Linked DNA regions of Homo sapiens: region 2 is linked to region 1. Evidence: chromatin loops called from intact Hi-C (ENCODE). Cell type or tissue: ascending aorta. All regions are shown on one strand. Each heading gives the region's core, and the rest is flanking DNA. Links, peaks and the distances in the headings are about the cores only.

Evidence for each region. Peaks named below come from ENCODE experiments on the same cell type or tissue, not always from the same donor. Only the 100,000 strongest peaks of a DNase experiment are listed, where the experiment ranks them.
Region 2: a loop joins it to region 1, with 1.9 times the contacts of the local background. A loop is called at or near these places in 3 of 110 quality-filtered maps.

Annotation. Positions count from the first base shown.
Region 1 is chr5:31,659,447-31,669,102 of GRCh38, reverse strand. All of the region lies in intron 1 of PDZD2 (PDZ domain containing 2), which reads right to left. Among named protein-coding and RNA genes, the nearest start is that of PDZD2, 25 kb to the right of the region's middle. In ascending aorta, for the core only: no CTCF peak of the experiment used is centred there; a DNase peak (open chromatin) is centred at 5,442; H3K27ac peaks cover 4,905 bases.
Region 2 is chr5:31,742,320-31,751,975 of GRCh38, reverse strand. All of the region lies in intron 1 of PDZD2 (PDZ domain containing 2), which reads right to left. Among named protein-coding and RNA genes, the nearest start is that of PDZD2, 110 kb to the right of the region's middle. In ascending aorta, for the core only: no CTCF peak of the experiment used is centred there; a DNase peak (open chromatin) is centred at 5,541; H3K27ac peaks cover 1,060 bases.

The DNA of each region.
Region 1 (9,656 bases), core at 2,744-7,743:
CGTCCTGTGCACTGTTAGATGTTTAGCACCCCCAGGGACACCAAAAATGTCTCCAGACATTGCCAGTGTCCCCTGGGGCAAAGTCACCCATCGCAGAGAACCCCAGTAATGGAGGTTTGCTTTTACCAGTGACCCACAGATAGGATCCAGCCCTGAGGTCCAGCCCCAGCCCCACTTGGGAGTGGAGGTCAATGCTACTCCCTTGCCTTGGTTTGTCTATTTTAATTTTTATTAAAACAACAAAAACAACACCACCAAGAAACTCCTGGGATGCTGTTTCTACATTTTTTCCCCTCTTATTCTTCATTATTTACTGCACTTCATTAAAAAGCAGGCCCTTTGGAAATAACCAAGCATTCATTGCAGATTTTGAATTATTTTGTTTTCCCTAGTCTATCATTAGCCATATTTGCCCACAAATAAGATTAATGTTTTTAAAGCTCATCTACTTGCAACCCCAAAACATAATCCCCTCCTGGGTTATTACTATCCGTTTATGACGTTAGGAACAGCAGGAGACCGCAACTCCAAAACCCAAATGATCCTGACATGCAAATATGTCATGAAAAACACAAGGCAAAAGATTTCAAAGGATTTATTAGCAACAGAGCTGCTGTTAACCAGCCAGATCCAAGGATTTATTTGGGCAATGGTCAAAGTTGCTCTATGGGACAATGAGACCTGAAGTTCTCTGCAGAAAAGTCAGAACACTCTCACAAGCCAGACACTTGCCCGGTGGTGGGCAGCCCCGTGGTTCTAAGGAACAGAAAGGAGTGGTTTGGTCTTCCACCAACTTCCATTGGCTTTCTCTGAACAGGGGCCACAAGGCTGTTTGTGTTCATCAATTCCTTCCTTTTCACCGAAAAGCAAATTCCTGTAAGATTGGAAAGCAGACCTCCATCTCTGCACGCATTCACCAACACAATGAAAAAAGGCAGTTTGGGCCAAGTGCAGCGGCCCACGCCTGTAATCCCAGTACTTTGGAAGGCAGAGGTGGGCAGATCACAAAGTCAGGAGTTCAAGACCAGCCTGGCCAATATGGTGAAACCCCCGTCTTTACTAAAAATACAAAAAGTAGCCGGGCGTAGTGGTGGGCGCCTGTAGTCCCAGCTACTTGGGAGGCTGAGGCAGGAGAATCGCTTGAACTCAGGAGATGGAGGTTGCAGTGAGCCGAAATCACGCCACTGCACTCCAGCCTGGGCGAGAGATCGAGATTCCATCTCAAAAAAAAAAAAAAAAAAAAAAAAGGAAAAAAAAAAGGCAGTTTGTTCTCTGCAGACTTCCCCTCTACCTTCCTGAGCAGGGCCCAGCAACATTGCCCCACTGCCTCCTGCCTTCTGGTGAGCAGGGGTCAGGGAGCCCATGACTACGCCTTCAGGAGTGAGCTGTTGAGGGGCAGGATCGCTGCAATGAAGGGGAGTCCAGGTAAAGGCACGTCCCATTCCATCACCGTGGGCACTGCTGCTTTCCCTGCTCAGGGCCCTTGCACTGGCTGTTCCTTCTTGGTGGCCCTCCTGCCCTGGAATCTGTGCCTGCCTGATTCATTCTTATAGCTCAGGCCTCTCCTCATTGTCACTTTCTCAGAGCAGCCTTCCCAGCCCCCACTATCCAGCAAGGTCCCCTCCATCCCTCCGTAGTCCCTTAACCTGCCTCATTTTTCTTCCGGAAGCACCTAGTTCCACCTGAAGTTTTATTGCACATTCTCTGGTTTCTGTTTCGTGTCTGTCCTCCCACCTCCTAGAATGTGGGTGCTGAGTAGGCTAGGCGTTTTGAGTGTCTCACTCACCCCTGTATCCCTAGTGTCTAGAAGAAGGGGACCAGGCACACAGCAGGCAGCAGGTACTCTTTTTTTTTTTTTTTTTTTTTTGAGACGGAGTCTTGCTCTGTCACTCAGGTTAGAGTGCAGTGGCGCGATCTCAGCTCACTGCAAGCTCCGTCTCCTGGGTTCAAGCCATTCTCCTGCCTCAGCCTCCTGAGTAGCTGGGACTACAGGCGCCCACCACCACGCCCAGCTAGTTTTTTGTATTTTTAGTAGAGACGGGGTTTCACCGTGTTAGCCAGGATGGTCTCGATCTCCTGACCTCGTGATCCGCCCACCTCGGCCTCCCAAAGTGCTGGGATTACAGGCGTGAGCCACCGCGCCTGGCTGGCACACAGCAGGTACTCTATCAATATTTGGTGAATGAGTGAATGTTTGGGCTTGGGCTAAGAAGTCACAAGAAACACTGAGGACCACCCACAGGCTGAGAGTCTGAGGGTTCCTGAATGGCTGCTAATCAAGAACTGGTCTATCTGATCTTAAAGACGGACCCCATATCTTGGATATTTTGCCTTCAGTTTCTGCATTTATCATTACGCTCACAGTGAAATTACTCTCTTATGGTATACAGGCCCAGCGCGTGGCCTCAGAAAACCATGCTTTCAGACTGGAGCGTAGAATAAGAGAAACCGACTGTATTCTGTCCCAATGGGGTTAGCTCAGTCCCCTTCCTAAACCATTCTGCCAAGTTTGTTTCTGAGCACCCAGCTCATGGTTCTATTTTTAGGGAACTCTAATGGTAACCTAAACAGTAGAAGCAACCATCGCCTTGTAAATGCAGGATCAGCAAGCCCCTTGCATGTATGAACTTGTCAAAATAATCGCAAAAGGCGCTTTCCCTTGAGATCATCAGAAATAATTAGTAAGAAAATATTTTTTTAATAAGGAGATAAGCTCGGCTGCAGGAGAAATATGCTCATTTCTCGTATTTAAAAATTAAAACCCCATGCTCCTTTACAAGATCCTGGGGCTGTTGGAACTGGAAGATGCATTCCATGATTGTTCTGACCCTAGAGGAGTCTACTTTCCCTCCACCTTCTGCTCCAAGACTGAGGCTGGCTGGATAACCATGTCCTTCTCCTCCCTGGTCAAAGAGGATGTTTCCCTAGGAAGGGCCCTGCCTCGATCTCGATGTCCCACTCCTCAACTGGCATTTGAAAATTTGTACCATTTATTCCCTAGAAATAAACCCTCAGAAACAACTCATAAAACCCACTTGTAGAAATGTAGGTTCCTGAACTGATGTGATCTGGGAGCCCACGCTGCCTCTCCACCTCCAAAGGGCTGGAGTTCTCCCCTCTAAGCTATTGGAAAATTGAACGTGTGAATGAATGAGGTCCCGTCCTCACTTCCCTATCACCTTATGGCTCCCCTGCCTCTCTTTTCTCTAGAGGCTGAAGTTTATGTGTGTAAAACTTCCATCTGATTAGCAGACATGCCTTTTCATGGGCTCTTGGATTAGTCTTTTTTCACACTGATACAAAGAACTACCTGAGACTGGGCAATTTATAAAGAGAACAGCTTTAATTAGTTCACAGTTCCGCGTGGCTGGGAAGGCCTCAGGAAACTTACAATCATGGCAGAAGGTGAAGAGCAAGCAGGAACCTTTTCACAAGGCAGCAGGAAAGGGAGGGGGGGGAGGGGGAACTTCCAAACACTTTTAAACCATCGGATCTCATGAGAACTCCCTCACTATCACAAGAACAGCATGGGGGAAACCGCCCCCATGATCCAATCACCTGCCCCCAGGTACCTCCCTGGACACATAGGGATTACGATTTGAGATGAGATTTGGGTGGGGACACAGAGCCAAACCGTATCAGCTTTCAAACCCCAATAAATAAAAATCGCCTTTCTTTGCCTCCATAAAAGACCAGAACACAAGCTGAATTTGTGGGTCCAGGAAAGGCTTCTTGGGGGAATGCTTTCCACGCTTGTCCCTGATGGAATACTGCACTAGCCACAGGAAGGGCAAGGTGAAGTGGGAGAAAAATTCCAGGGACAGGAAAGAGCAGGTGCAATGGTGTGAGAGATACACACGGGGAAGAGGCAGGCTGGAGAGGTGAAATCAAGCTCAGGAGGAGAAGAGGGGAAATAAGGAACAATGTGTGATGACTCCCCGCACCAAATCCAGGTTAGGTGCCTCTCTTACCCGCCTGGGTGGTATCCCAAGTGCACCCCCTGCAGTAAAGTACTTATCAGACAGTAGCAGAAATAGCAGGCAAACACCACAATTCCATATATTCCCCCTTCATAGTGTAGACTCCTTGCGGGCTACCTTTTCCAGCTCCCTTTGCATCTGAGCAGGGCTATTTGGTTAGTTCTTGCTAATGAGATGTGAGAGGACGTGAGGTGTTTCACTCCAACCCAAGGCACTTCAGAAGTAGATGCACCTTCTCGCCACCATCTCCTCCCTTCCACCAGTTGGGGGCAGAGTACTCGCAGCCCTAGGACATTGGTGGGGACACAAGATGGAGAGAATCTGAGTCCCTGAATCACCATGTGGAGGAGAGCCACCTGCTGACCAAGGATGAGTGAGATCATGAGAAATCTGGGCTATTTTTCTTGAGGACTTTTTCTTTCCTCTTCCAATTTTCTTTTGTGGTTTTCGGCTCTGTATGACACCCATGCTGGGGAACAGAACCTTGAAACGGTTGTTCCTAGGATGGTCTCTGCCGTCGTATGAATCACAAGACAGCCGGGGCAGGTTTGGCTGTGAACCATTTGTGGCTTTGGTGTAGAAATTTAGTGTGTGTGTGCATGTATTTCTGTGTGTGTGTATGTGTGTGTACGCATGCATGCGCCTGTGTGTGTGTGTGTGTGTGTGTGTGTATGCATGCATGCGCATGTGTCTGTGTATGAGTGTGATGGCCCTGGCCTGTATAAGATTTCTGCTTCCTGGGATTTGAGCCCTGCACTAGGCTGTTTGTGAGAGAGAAATGATTTTTTGTTATGTTAAGCCGTTAAAACTTGGAGGTTTCAGCTGGGTGCGGTGGTGCGTGTCGGTAATCCTGACTACTCAGGAGGCTGAGGTGGGAGGACTGCTTGAGACCAGGAGTTCAAGACCAGCCTAGGCAACACAGCAAGACCCCCATCTCAAAAAAACAAAACAAAACAAAACTTGGAGGTTTAATTGTCACAGCAATAGCAACTATCATTACCCTAATACACAGGCTAGGTAATATTTACTTATTCAATTGTAGATAATGTTCTCTAGACAGTAAGAGACCCCTCTATATCATCACCGCCTAGTAAAAGCTGGATATTAAGTGAACATTTGTTGAATAAAAATAGTCCATTGGTTAGAAAAAGGGCTCAAATCCTAGTAAGCAGTAATCTTCTTACTTTGCCATACGCCATCACACTCACACACAGATACATGTGCAAGCACACACTTGTGCCCGCATACACACACACACACACACACACCCTAAACTTCCACACCAAAGCCACAAACGGTTCAGGGCCAAGCCTGCCCCAGCTGTCTTGTGATTCATACGACAGCAGTGACCATCCTAGGAACAACCCTTTCAAGGTTCTGTTCCCCAGCATGGGTATCACACGGAGCCAAATACCGCAAAAGAAAATTGGAAGAGGAAAGAAAAAGTCATCAAGAAAAATAGCCCAGATTTCTCATGATCTCACCCGTGAGTCAGATTTGCATTTGGGATAACAACTAACCAAGTAGACCAGAACAGTCTGTCTGCAAGATGTGGGCCTGCCAATTTCAACAGCACAGAGAAGGCACGCTTCTTAAACTGGCTTAAAAGGACAAATCTAGTACACTTGTTTATTTTTTTTTCTTAAAAAAATGCCAAGGTAAAACAACCTCCTGTTTAAAAGTAGTTCTATAATTACCTTTTAAACACTGAATGCCAAGTACCTGTATCTTGCCATTTGGGGCAGTGGGGAAAAGTCCTACCAAACGGTCTTCACTGTGTGACCCTTAGAAAGCCACCTCAGCTCTCTGGGTTGAGATTTGTTCATTTATAACATACAAGATTAGAATAGACAATCTCTAAAGTTGGAGGAAGAAATCATCATCAGTGGAAGGGAAACTGAATTTTTCATGCCTTGCAAGTCTTTTACTATTAATGGAACTTATTCCTAACAGAAACAGGATATTTTTTATGGGTAGCTTAATTTAGATCAATTTGTTCATCTAAGACAGAAAGTGAGGTCCAAGGCATTGTGGACGTGAATGGATCTTTAGTAGTGAGGGGCAGGAAAGGGATGATTGTTTTCATGTGAGAGGTGGTGCCGTGGCCTGAATGTCCGTGTCCCACCCTGCAACCCCAAATTCATATGCTGAAATCCTAACCTCCATAGTGATAGCATTAGAAGGTGGGGCCTTGGCCAGGTGAGGTGGCTCACACCTGTAATCCCAGCACTTTGGGAGGCCACAGCGGGTGGATCACAAGGTCAGGAGATCAAGACCATCCTGGCTAACACGGTGAAACCCCGTCTCTACTAAAAATGCAAAAAAATTAGCTGGGCGTGGTGGTGGGCGCCTGTAGTCCCAGCTACCCGGGAGGCTGAGGCAGGAGAATGGCGTGAACCTGGGAGGCGGAGCATGCAGTGAGCTGAGATTGCGCCACTGCACTCCATCCTGGGCTACAGAGCCAGACTCCGTCTCAAAAAAAGAAAGGGGATCCAAGAGAGCTGCCTTGCCTCTTGCCCCATGTGAGGATGCAGCTAGAAGGCACCATCCCTGCCTGGGAGCAAACCCATCCCAGACTCCAAATCTGCTGGTGCCTTGATCTCAGACTTTCCAGCCTCTGGAGCTGCAAGAAATAAATTTTATTTTGTATTTTATTTATAAGCCACTGAGTTTATGGAATTTTTGTTATAGTGGCCCAAAAGGACTAAGACAGGCAGCATGTGGATTCTGGAGCTCCAACTGTGTGTCAGGACGTTTTCTTCTTTTACAGATAAAAGAGGCTTTAGGAATTATTTATTTATTTATTTATTTGAGATGGAGTTTCATCCTTGTCGCCCAGGCTAGAGTGCAATGGCGTGATGTCAGCCCACTGCAACCTCTGCCTCCCGGGTTCAAGTGATTCTCCTTCCTCAGACTCCCAAATAGCTGGGATTATAGGCATGCACCACCACGCCCAGCTAATTTTTGTATTTTTAGTAGAGACGGGGTTTCACCATGTTGGCCAGGCTGGTCACGAACTCCTAACCTCAGGTGATCTGCCCACCTCAGACTCCTAAAGTGCTAGGATTATAGAGGTGAGCCACCACGCCCAGCCGACTTTAGGAATTATTAACTGCAACTGCTTCCTTCTAAGGGTGAGGAAACTAGGACCTCAAGAGGCCAGCTACCTCACCCAGGATGACGTGTCTGGACTACAGCTGAGAGTGTTGGTGTCTGGGCCACCCAGGAGTCTTTTCACTCTCCCATCATCTTCCCCTGCCTGCACCTTGTACAGTTACGACATTTACCTTTTTGCCCCTGAATATCTCTGATGAAAAAAAAAGAAAAAAAAAAAAAACCAAGGGAGGAACTACTTATTTCTATCTATCTTTAGCCTTGGGGATTATTGCTGGATTTCATTTACTCAAACTGTCCCTAATCCTCAAGCCCAAAGGCTAAGAAACTCTCTGAATAGTCACGTAACAAAGTTAGGATCAGGTGCAAGATGGAAAAGTGATCACATACTTTAGAGCGTGTAAGAGGAGAAGAGAGGATAAGTTCTCCTTAGTGTTTCAAGAGTGTCAGCTAATGGGTGCTATAAAAATAACCACTCACAGGTTATCTGCAAGTTGAGTCTCTACAGCTTGGGTTTCAGATTCTTGGCTCGGCTGTCCCCTTGGACTCCTTTCCTCCCACCTGGTGACTGTCCCAAGCTGATTCCTCCCTGTTTTGATGCGTATCTGCTGTTTTAATCAGTCCTCTGCTTCCTACCGGGACAATGTGTCAGAGGCAAAAGTTAAAATAAGGTAAATATTTGCTTACATATTCTTCCTATACCTCAAGCCAATTCCCCTGTAATGTATGACATCTTTTCTGTTGAGTTTGTAAAATAAAACCCAGGACTGACCTCCTCAGCATGAGCCACACAACAGGCTGCTATTTTAGCAGCAGCTCAGAACCTCCGAAGCCAGGACCTGCATTTAATTAAAAGCCATACTAAGCAAATGGAAGAGCTAACCCTTTCTCATTTGTTTCTTTCCAAGCCTCTGCAAACTGGAGGTGGTGGCTTATGAAGAAAATTGCACTTGGATACAAGAATTACTTCTTATAGGCCCGTCACAGTGGCTCATGCCTGTTATCCCAGCACTTTGGGAGGTCAAGGTGGGATGATCATTTGAGGCCAGGAGTTCAAGACCAGGCTGGACAATATAGCAAGACCCCATCTCCACAAAACAAAACAAAACAAAAAATTCACTGGGCATAGTGACACATGCCTGTAGTTAGTCTAAGCTACTCAGGAGGCTGAGGGGGGAGGACTGCTTGAGCTCAAGAGTTTAAAGCTGTAGTGAGCTATAATCACACCATTGCACTCCAGCCTGGGCAGCAGAGACTCTGATATGGTTTAGCTTTGTCCCCACCCAAATCTCATCTTGAATTGTAGTTCCCATAATCCCCATGTGTCATGGGAGGGACTCAGTGGGAGGTAATTTAATCATGGCAGCAGTTACCCCCATGCTGCTGTTCTCATGATAGTGAGTGAGTTCTCTCAAGAGCTGTTAGTTTTATAAGGGGCTTTCCCCTCTTTGCTCGGCACTTCTCTCTCCTGCCACCTTGTGAAGAAGGACATGTTTGCTTCCCCTTCTGCCTTGATTGTAAATTTCCTGAGGCCTTCCCAGCCATGCGGAACTGAGAGTCAATTAAACCTCTTTCCTTTATAAATTACCCAATCTCAGGTATTTCTTCATAGCAGTGTGAGAATGGACTAACACAGACCCCATCTCTAAAAAATTTTTTTATAAAAAAATTTTTAAAAGAATTACTTGTTATAACAATAAAGTATCCATAGAAATGGAGAGGAAGAATAACATGCCAATAGATATGGGGACATATTTAAGGAGAACTTGGGCTCCAAATTTATTTAATCTATGAATCAAAGAATTGCTCCTTTCTATTATCCCTAAAGGTTGAATTGTGCCAATGAGGATATGCAGATGATTCCAATCTATTGAATTGAAATTTGTCTGTAACACCAAGTGGAAAGCAGTGGCTTACCAAAAACAGTGGACTGTGGGGACACCAGGTCTCCTTTAAAAGTCTGACTACCCAGCTGGGTCACCTTAGGAAAATTACCTGATCCTCTGAGCTTTTGGTTCTTCTCAATTCGATAGGGCTAATAATCTATTAGGGAGCTTAAATGAAATGATGTCGACAAAGTATGCAGGATGGGCTTATTAGCTGCTGAATTAAACCTCAAAGTTGGTATCAGCATTTGAAGCCACCCAGCTCAATCTTGTAACATCGGTCCTCCAACCTCTGCCGCAGGAAAAGGAAACTTACAACCTCCCAAGGCACTCCACACCAGTTGGAGACAGGTACAACAGATAGAAAAATTTGCCCAGCATAGGGCTGTATGTCTTTCCCTTAACTTCAATGCTTTGGCCCTTATTCTGGCTTCCAGACCAGAAATGAGAATAAGTCTTAGCAGTCCTATACAAGAAAAGCCACTGAAATAGTTTATCCAATGGATAGTGGTTGCAAACTCCCCATGTACAAGTATACAGAGCCATAGAGAGGTGAGGGATGAGTCTGAGTGTCTTGTCTCGGGGGCTAGTTGAGTGGGGGTGACACTGACCAAGCTGGGGAGCAGAGGAAGAGGTTTATATGGGGAAAATGGTGAGCTTGGCTTGGGACATTGTT
Region 2 (9,656 bases), core at 2,661-7,660, 83 kb before region 1:
GCATTGGGGTGCAGGGAACAGTGAGAAATCCTCCCTCAAAGATGGTTAAACTTGGAAAGGGAGGAGTTAGGCAGTTGAACTTCTGGATTCTGTTCCCACCTCCTCCCCCAGCCCAGCTTCAAAGAGGCAGAGGCGGCATCTTAACTACCTGATGACAGCTGAGTGATGCAGAAAGGCCACCCTCACAAAAATCTCATGCCTCAAGAGCACCCAAACCACCTCTCCCAGGATGCTGATGCCAAGGAACTGGGGGGCAGGCTCAGTGTTACCGATCCACAGTCCTGGCTGCTCATGTCCCCGGTATTTAATGCAGCACCAGCTGGGACCCAGGTCCCTGCTAGGGGTATACCTCATTATGAGGCATGGATCCTGCTTTCATCCAAAGGAAACTTACAAGCAGGAAATTAGCAAACACATGGGCTTACCATCATCTTTCCACGCAATTCCTGATATAAAAGCCTTAGAGTTCAGACTTGGCTCCCCACCTTATCCATCCTCAAAACCCAGTCTCTCACCTTCAAAATGCATCGTGGGTCCAAAGTCTTTTCATTGGCTTCATTGCTGTCATCATAGCACAAGCCCCCATCATTTCCCACCTAGACCTCTTAATTGCAAGGTCCCCTGCAAGGGCCTCTTAACTGATCTCCTTGCTCCTGCTCTAACCCCCATCGCCTATTCTCCACACTGGAGAAACGGTCAATTTAATCATGCCACTCTCTTTTTTTTTTTTTTTGGAGATGTACTTTCGCTCTTGTCACCCAGGCCGGAGTGCAATGGTGTGATCTTGGCTCACTGCAATCTCCGCCTCCCGGGTTCAAACGATTCTCCTGCTTCGGCCTCCGAGTAGCTGAGACTACAGGCGCGTGCCACCACGCCCAGGTACTTTTGTATTTTTAGTAGAGACAGGGTTTCACCACATTGGCCAGGCTGGTCTCAAACTCCTGACCTCAGGTGATCCACCTGCCTTGGCCTCCCAAAGTGCTAGGATTACAGGTATGAGCCACCGTGCCTGGCCCATGCTTCTCTTACTCAAAACCACCAAATGGCATCCCTTCATACCTAGCATGAAATCTGAAGTCTTCACCGTGGCTTTCAAAGTGCTGCGTAACATTACCCCTGACTACTTCTTCCCCACAACCCACCCTACTCACTCCACTCCAGCCACAGTCAATCAGGTATTTACTGAGCGCCTGCCAAGTGCCCGGCAGCCCCTCTCACTGGTGGGAATGCACCAGGAACAGTGGCCCCTTGCTCTGTCTTGAATACAGGAAAAGTGCCCCTGCCTCAGGCCCTTTGCAGTTGCTGTTCCCTCTGCCTGAAACTATCCGTGGATCTGCCCGTCACAGCACCCACTCGGACCTTCCCAAATATCCTCCCTGGAGCGGCGCCCCTCAGGACCACACTCCTCACCCTCGCGGCACCCATCCTTGGCGGACCCTCGTGTTACACATGCACTTGCACATTGTGTTCATGCTTTGTCTCCTCTCCTCTACCTCCACGGGGACAGGGTTCCTGTTTGTTTTGTTCGCTGTAGCGTTCCTGCATCTGGTGAGCGTTCGGTACATGACAACTGCTTGCTATTTACTGCATGACTGAAATAAGAGCTAATCTGTAGGGCCCTGCCCAAAGGAGCTAACAGAACTCAGAAAGGAGGATGTACAGGGGAGCTGAAGCAGGCAAGAGGGAGCTGGGGGACACAATGGGCTCCAAAGGCCACTGGTGGTGGAGATCAAGTCGGACAAGAGTGAGGACTTTCTCAAGTGGAGAAAAGCCATGACTGGAAGCGTAGGATTTGGCATGGCAGGCGCTAGAGATGGCAAACTGGCCCATGTGACCCTAAAGTCAGTTCCTGGGGATTCCTGGCAGATGATGATGAAGTTGGACAAGAAGGGCAGGATAAGCTGCTGTGGGCTTCAAAGGGCTGATTGTTTAAAAAATCATTTGCATCTCCAGAAATCCTGATTCCGCAGTCCTGGATGGCCCCAGGTTTCGGAGCCACTGTACAGAGGACCCTGCAAGCCCAAAGATAAACAACATCATGGCGGGATGCCAGTTTTCTAAGGAACACTGTCTTTCTCCTTATCCCCACTGAGAGCCTCACCGGGAAGGGGAAGCCACGCGCGGCTCACCTGGGGGAAGGAGTGGTCCTGTGGGATGGGAAAAGCCTGTGGAGCAACCCAGGAACACTTGGGGAGAGCATAATGGAGTGCAGCTGAGCACCAGGAAGGTGAAGACAGTACAATCACACCGTCACAGCCGGGTGCGGAGGCTCATGCCTGTAATCCCAGCACTTTGGGAGGCCAAGGCAGGCAGATCACAAGGTCAGGAGTTCGAGACCAGCCTGGCCAACATGGTGAAACGCTGTCTCTACTGAAAATACAAAAATTAGCCAGGCATGGTGGCGGGCGCCCGTAATCCCAGCTACTCGGGAAGCTGAGGCAGGAGAATCACTTGAACCTGGAAGGCTGAGGTTGCAGTGAGCTGAGATCATGCCACTGCACTCCAGCCTGGGTGAAAGAGCAAAACTCCATCTCAAAAAAAAAAAAAAAAAATCACACAGTGACCTTCTGCACTCTTGAATCAGCTAGGCACAATGGAGACAGACGTCTACCCCAGATTTACTGCCATGCTAATCACTTAACCCCTCTGAGCTTCATTTTCTTATTTACTCACCAATACAAGGCATGGAAAACAAACAAGTATCTGTGGGCCTATGCTGTGTCACTGATCTAGGGCAAAAGATGCACAGGTGAAATATCCTTCCTGCCTCTCAAGGCATGTTCAATGCTACCAGGAGACAGATAAGCAGGGAAACAACTTTAAAACAATAAGCCCTACCTCACAGTATTGCAAAATGTAAGAAGTGAATACAAATTAAGGCCCCCCCCCATGAAATAGAGAGTTAATGAAGTTCTTTGATCTTGCTAGCTTAGGGCTGCTCCTAATTTTAGTGAGTGCTGACAAGGGACTGGAGAACTCCAAGGTCAGGGTTATTCCAGTGCTACTCCAGGCCTGAGAACCAGTGCTCTGGAGGACCAGTGCTAGGCAGAGACACAGAACAGGGCAATCCACCCACATCACACACTCCCAGGTGCAACAAGCCCAGCCCCACTGGAATTGCAATGCCCAGGTAACCTAAAATCTGTCATTGCAATGTGAAGATAACCTCACACCTGGAACTGCAAATGCACAGATAACCTAAAACCTTTTCCGAGTCTTTGGTTTCAAACTCCACCCCAACCAAGCGTGTGATCAGAGCTGCTGACAAGCAGCAAACTGGAGAGATTTAAATTTCATCTCCTTTTAATTTTCCCACCCACCCCTTGCCAGGAATGCCTACATGCAGGGAACAGCCTTTCCCAGAAGGATGGCCAGAAGGCAGGCAGCAGGAGAGAAACCCCACAGCTTCTGCTGCTGGGGGCGTCAGAAAGACCCATCCTGCCTTCTCTGAAGAGGAGCCTGAAGGTTCAATGAGAGCAGCTTGGGTTTGGGCTGTTGGAATTATGTGCTATGTTTTGAAAGGGGGATATTGTCTCTGAAACAGCTTGATGACCACTGATTTGGTTCCCCCAGCCACTTTACAGATGAAGAATGGGGAGTGGCTGGGGAAATGACATGTCCATAGTCATACAAATAATTTGTGAGCAAGTCGGGTCTAGAATCCAAGGCTTCTGACTCCAACGCTCTCATCTCCTGTTGGCAAATAGATGTGACAACAACAGCAAAACAAAAAAATGAATATGTCGTGGTAGGTCAAGGATATTATTTGTCTGATCAAATATCTTGTTGCTCAGTCTGGGAAATGGAGCTAGCACTCTCGAGTGGCTTGTCTGAGCAAGGCCAACACATGAACCAGGAAGACAGCCAACTAGACATTTCCAGAATGTACCTTTGCTGGCAAGGGCCAGCCACCCATGGTATCATTTTAAATTTGTGACTTCAGTTCCACATAGCCTGAACTTTTTCATGGTAATCTAAGGAATGAGGACCTTCTTGGGAACACAAGTAGATCCAGAGTTTTAACAGAGAAAAAACAATCACATACCTTGGGAATCCCAACTCTCATGCTCCGTCAACAGGTCTATGGGCCATGCTTGAGCACTCTGCCATGTGGTACAGAATGCTGGCTGGCAGGTTCCTGGGGCAGGATTATGGGGCTGGAGTATTGGGGAGCTAGCTCTCTGAGGTCCAGTGGCACAGCAATTCACACCACAGGGAGTGGGAAGGCGACCTGGGCATTTGGAAAACAACTCCTTGAGCACGGTACAAGGATTGGATGGTTCTGCCACCAGGCGGAGCAGAAGTCAGTGTTGGACATGCCCGGGAAGCTGGCCAGAGCCCCCAAGCCATGGAACTCTTACTGTGAACTCCTTCACACAAACATGGAGGACAAAAGGAGGTGGATGCTTGGGTCACTCACTGTCAGATTGGCGAGTTGAGACTGATGGTATTCAGGACACACTACCCCAAAACACAGCACCTTGTCACCTGAAAAAACAGCAGAAGCAGGGAGGCCACTCTTAACTTCTCCTTGCTGTCCCTACATTCAGAGGAAAGGAGCATCCTATCACTGAAGACACAGGGACACAGAGAAGAATCTGAACAAATAGGCCTTGCTAGGTTCCCTCCGCTCCATTTCCTACCATTAGATCATACCCCCTTTGTCCAATTCTATTTCTCCATGACTATCCATGCTTCACGAAAGCCAAGCACAAAAAACTTACACGTTTACTATTTCTTTGGGTCTTCATTTCCAAAGGCTCTCATGACCTGTAAAACTTTTAAAAAAATTATTTATTTTGAGATGGAGTCTTGCTCTGTCACCCAGGCTGGAGTGCAATGGTGCCATCTTGGCTCACTGCAACCTCTGCCTCCCAGGTTCAAACGATTCTCCTGCCTCAGCCTCCCGAGTAGCTGGGATTACAGGCATCCGCCACCACACCCAGCTAATTTTTGTATTTTCAGTAGAGACGGGGTTTTACTATGTTGGTCAGGCTGGTCTCGAACTCCTGACCTCATGCTCCCCAACGCCTCAGCCTCCCAAAGTGCTGAGATTACAGGCGTGAGCCACCACGCCCAGCGCATGACCTACAAAACTTATATGAAATAAAACTGTATGCTTTTCTCTTGTTAACCTGTCTTTCGTTACAGGGACTCCTGCCACGAACCTAGTGATGGGTAAGGAAATAAATCTTTCCTCCTCTTTGGGAAGAAATCAAAGGGTTCCCTGGAAAGAGTGCAGAGCACAGTGGAAAAGCCTTGCCCAAGTGGCCTCTGAAACTCGGGGTGAGGACACACAGAACACCTTTCCATTTGAGGATTATTTGCAATGAACCAAGTGTCATAGGTACTTGTTTGCTCCTGTTGTCCTTGGATAATAGCACCCCTTTTACTCTCAAGTATCCTAATTTTATGAAAAATCACTGGTCACCGTGCCCTTTGTAACATATTTTTGCCAGGGCGATGATTTAAAATTCTATTTTTGAGCACAATCCCTTGTGTATACCAAGAATGACAAACAGTTGGCACACCAATCCACTCCCACTTCTGCACCCACGATGGACATTGTTAATGGATCACAGCTCTGTTTCCTGCTGATCCTAGACAAAGCCATAGAATCTTCTCAAAATAATTCAGACAGCCAAGAAAAGGAGTCAATGCAAAAATTGACATTGATTTGCCCTCGCTGGTCTATACCTCATCTGTTCAGGAAGCTACTCAAAAGGACTTCAACTTCCTGAGGCCATGAAGGCAGAGCCATAAAAATGCTGCCCTGGTTGAACCTGGGCATTTGTCTTGGCCAAAGCCAAGATTATTCTCTCATTTCTTTAGGGATTGGCAGTGACTTCTGCCCAGGATGCCCAGAATCCAACCAACAGTCTCTGACTTCCAATCAGACCAAACCAGCTAGAGCTCCACAGTTCTATTTAGAGCCCTATACTTGGTTGCTTCTGCTGCTCTCAGAAACAATCTATGCAGTGGCTTGCTATAATGCTAGGCCCTCCACTTGGCTCTATGGATCAAGTTTCGCTAGGTTATTTTGTGTCCCTCTCAGATTCTGGCTATAGTAGAAGGCACAATTCAGACCAATTCTGCTGAAATTTAACATTCTGCTTCCTAGAACAGACCCATTATTTCTTAATATTAGCAAAAAAAAAAAAAAAAATCATTTACATGAGTTAGGAAACACCTTACCACAAAATGACAAGATGATCACTGAACATTCACTAAGATAGGACGCAGTGACCTAATACAACTAGAAATAGAAGAAATTTGACCTTACAAAGAAGTCTTCACCTCCAAAGAGGGGAAGATGCTAAAACAGGAAGGCTAAAAGGCTAATGGAATGCTTTTTGCAAAAATGGACGACTCTAATGAGCATGTTGGTATTGAAAGGTGAGAGGGAGCGTGAAAGCATGAGCGAAGGTGATTTGGGCTTCACAGTTAGTGAGACCTGGGCAAGGATGTCTCTCCAGGGCGTGTGTGAGAGCTTCTTGGAGGACAAAGACTTCCCACATCCACTTGAATCCATTTATTTTTATCAAAAAATACTTATTGAGCACCTACTGTGTATCAGACACTATTCTAGATGCTGGGGATAAAACAATGTACAAAATAAACGGAACTAAAACTCTCTACACACACGTACCCACACATACGAAGAGGTGTGACCAGTGTTTTTATCTGGATGGTGGTGTTATTGGTCTTTATACCCCTTTGGGTCCATCCACATAGTCTATTTTTTCTACAATAAACACAAATTTCTTTATTAATATGAAAAATATTGCTTAAAAACTAAACATTAAAAAGAAGGCACTGAGACACAAGAGAGAAGGCAGTGGGTATCTCAGGGACACTTGGTGTTTATTTTTTATTTTATTTATTTATTTATTTATTTTTTTTGAGACGGAGTCTCCCTCTGTCGCCCAGGCTGGAGTGCAATGGCGCGATCTCGGCTCACTGCAAGCTCCGCCTCCCAGGTTCATGCCATTCTCCTGCCTCAGCCTCCTGAGTAGCTGGGATTACAGGTGCCCACCACCACGCCCGGCTAATTTTTTTTTGTATTTTTAGTAGAGGCGGGGTTTCACCATGTTAGCCAGGATGGTCTCAATCTCCTGACCTCAAGATCCGCCCGCCTCAGCTTCCCAAAGTGCTAGGATTACAGGCGTCAGCCACTGCACCTGGCCACACAGAGCTTCTTATCCTAGCAGAGGGAAAATTCTTTTTAGCATGATTAAGCTATTCAGTTGTTCACTAAAACCTTCTGAAATAATTTGACTATATCCTTGGACTCAATAATTATGCATGCAAAAAAGGAGAAAGAGAATACAGTGTTTTTACAGTGAGATTCTTTCCTGTTCAACCATGAAGGGGAAAAATCTTTCTTCTTTTTTTTTTCAGAATTCAAATCGAGCTAATATTGGAGAATACATGTCAAAAAAGATTATATAATTCTTTCAAATGATATCAATATCAAAAGGCACTTTAAACAACTCGTTTTCTTTTTTCTTTTCCTTCTTTTTTTTGGAAGTGAATTAAGACCCTCTCTTGGATACCAGCTGTGAAAGAACGGACTTTTTTTACCTAGTAAGGATGTGACAGACCTGCTCCTGACCCTTCTTTGTTAGTGGCCAGTAAATATACGCAAGGCAAAGTCCCACCCTAGTTTTGAAAAAAGCCAAACTAACAACTCTGCCCAATTTCAAGGAACCGATATAATTTTCAGTACATGAGTGTGATTTAGAAATGGAAACAACATCAGAGCAGGGTTAAATCAACAACCAAGCCATAGACCTTAAAAGGACCAGACTTCATGGTTCAATGATGCCAAGAAAAAGATTCCACCTATAAACTCTTTAGAAAGTAACCACCTCAGAAAGTTCCAGACAAACCAGTTCTGCTTTGCAGATCAGCCCTGTATAAAGCTCTTACCACATTAGTAAGAAGTTACTTGTGCTTTGGTTACAAACAGGCACAATTAAAGGGAAGAAAAGGAAAGACTAGGACAGAAAACTCTATATTTGATGCCGCCTGAGCCAATTAGCTGAGTCTAGAATTCTTTATTTCATTTTCTCACCTACTAGCCTCTCAAAATGCACAGTCATTGTCTGGATTAGCAAACTACACATCATGCATACCTGGTCTTTCAGTTTCTTCCGTGGGGCATGTTTCTTCCATTTCTTTCATATCTGAGGCACCAATATCCTAGCTGAGAATCTGACAGAGAGTGGGCACCCTCTCAGTGGTTGCTGGGGATAGATGGACGAATGAATGGATGAACTGAAGGATGAAGGAACAGGTGAAAGATTTGTCCTAAAAGAACCTGGATGCCATAGGCCTGCCTTCAAAAGAGCCATTCCCCTATTTCTAGCGATGATTTAAACTATTCATTCCATGAGCAATTTATTTATTATTTTCAATATGCTAGGCATCATGCAAGATACAATAGCATAAAAATATGACAGACTTCCACTGTACCAGAAAAGAAAATACAAGCAACGACAAGCAGTAGAATATAGGCCAGGCACAGTGGCTCACGTCTGTAGTCCCAGCACTTTGGGAGGCCGAGATGGGTGGATCGCTTGAGCCCTGGGCAACATGGCGAATACCTATCTCTACAAAAAAATACAAAGATTGGCCGGGCATGGTGGCGCATGCCTGTAATCCCAGCCATTGGGGATGCTGAGGCTGGAGGATCACCTGAGCCCGGGAAGGTTGAGGCTTCAGTGAGCCATGATTGTGCCACTGCACTCCAGCCTGGGCAGCAGAGTAAGACCCTGTATCAAAAAAAAAAAAAAGAAAAAAGAATATAACCTAATATGAAAATACATGACATACTCAACACTAAAGAGATTCAGAGTAGGTCAAAATCAATGTATGTATGGCAGAATTCAGCAGGGGAAAAGAGTACTAATGCTATTCATATAACATCCTCCAAAGGTGAAGATGGACTGGCTAATCAGAAAGAATATTTGGAAAAGTTTCTGAATTCACTTAGAAGCTCAATTTTCTATCTAGCACTACCAAATAACACATAGCAGAAAAAGTACTAGGTTGACAAACAGAAGAAACAATAATCTTCATTTAATTCACATCTTCCAGCAGTAGTTGGTAAGCCAAATGCTTTTAGAGACCAAGCAGGTAACTGATCAAAGCCCTTTGTGTACCAGGGCTTGTTCTAAGTGTATCACAAGCATTTTTCCTAGTCCTTGCTACAGTCCTCTGGGAAGACACGAATATTATTCCACTTTACAGATGAAGAAACAGAGGCCCTAGCAAGTTATGGCTCTGCAAGTTTACTAGGTTGGCCAAAGTCAAACAACCAGCAAATGCTAGAGCAGAGACTCAGGGCAGGAAGCTCTGAATCCACAGCCTCAGCTGTTCAAGACCACCATCCCCTGGGGTAGAAACAGTGGTGGGGGAATGGGGTGGGGAGGGGGGGAGTTGGGGGAGGGGGTTGCTGAGGGTTGGGTTCCCCTAATAGTGATGGGCTCCAACTGGGCTCCAACAGATTAGAGCCATGCCAGAATGTCAGGGCCCGGGGAAATGAAAAAAAAAAAAAAAAGTCACACTTTCAAACATAATATCTCTTAATTTTCAAATATTTACAACCATTTCAGTCTTTAATAAAAAATAAAAAGTAACCACTGTGCAAA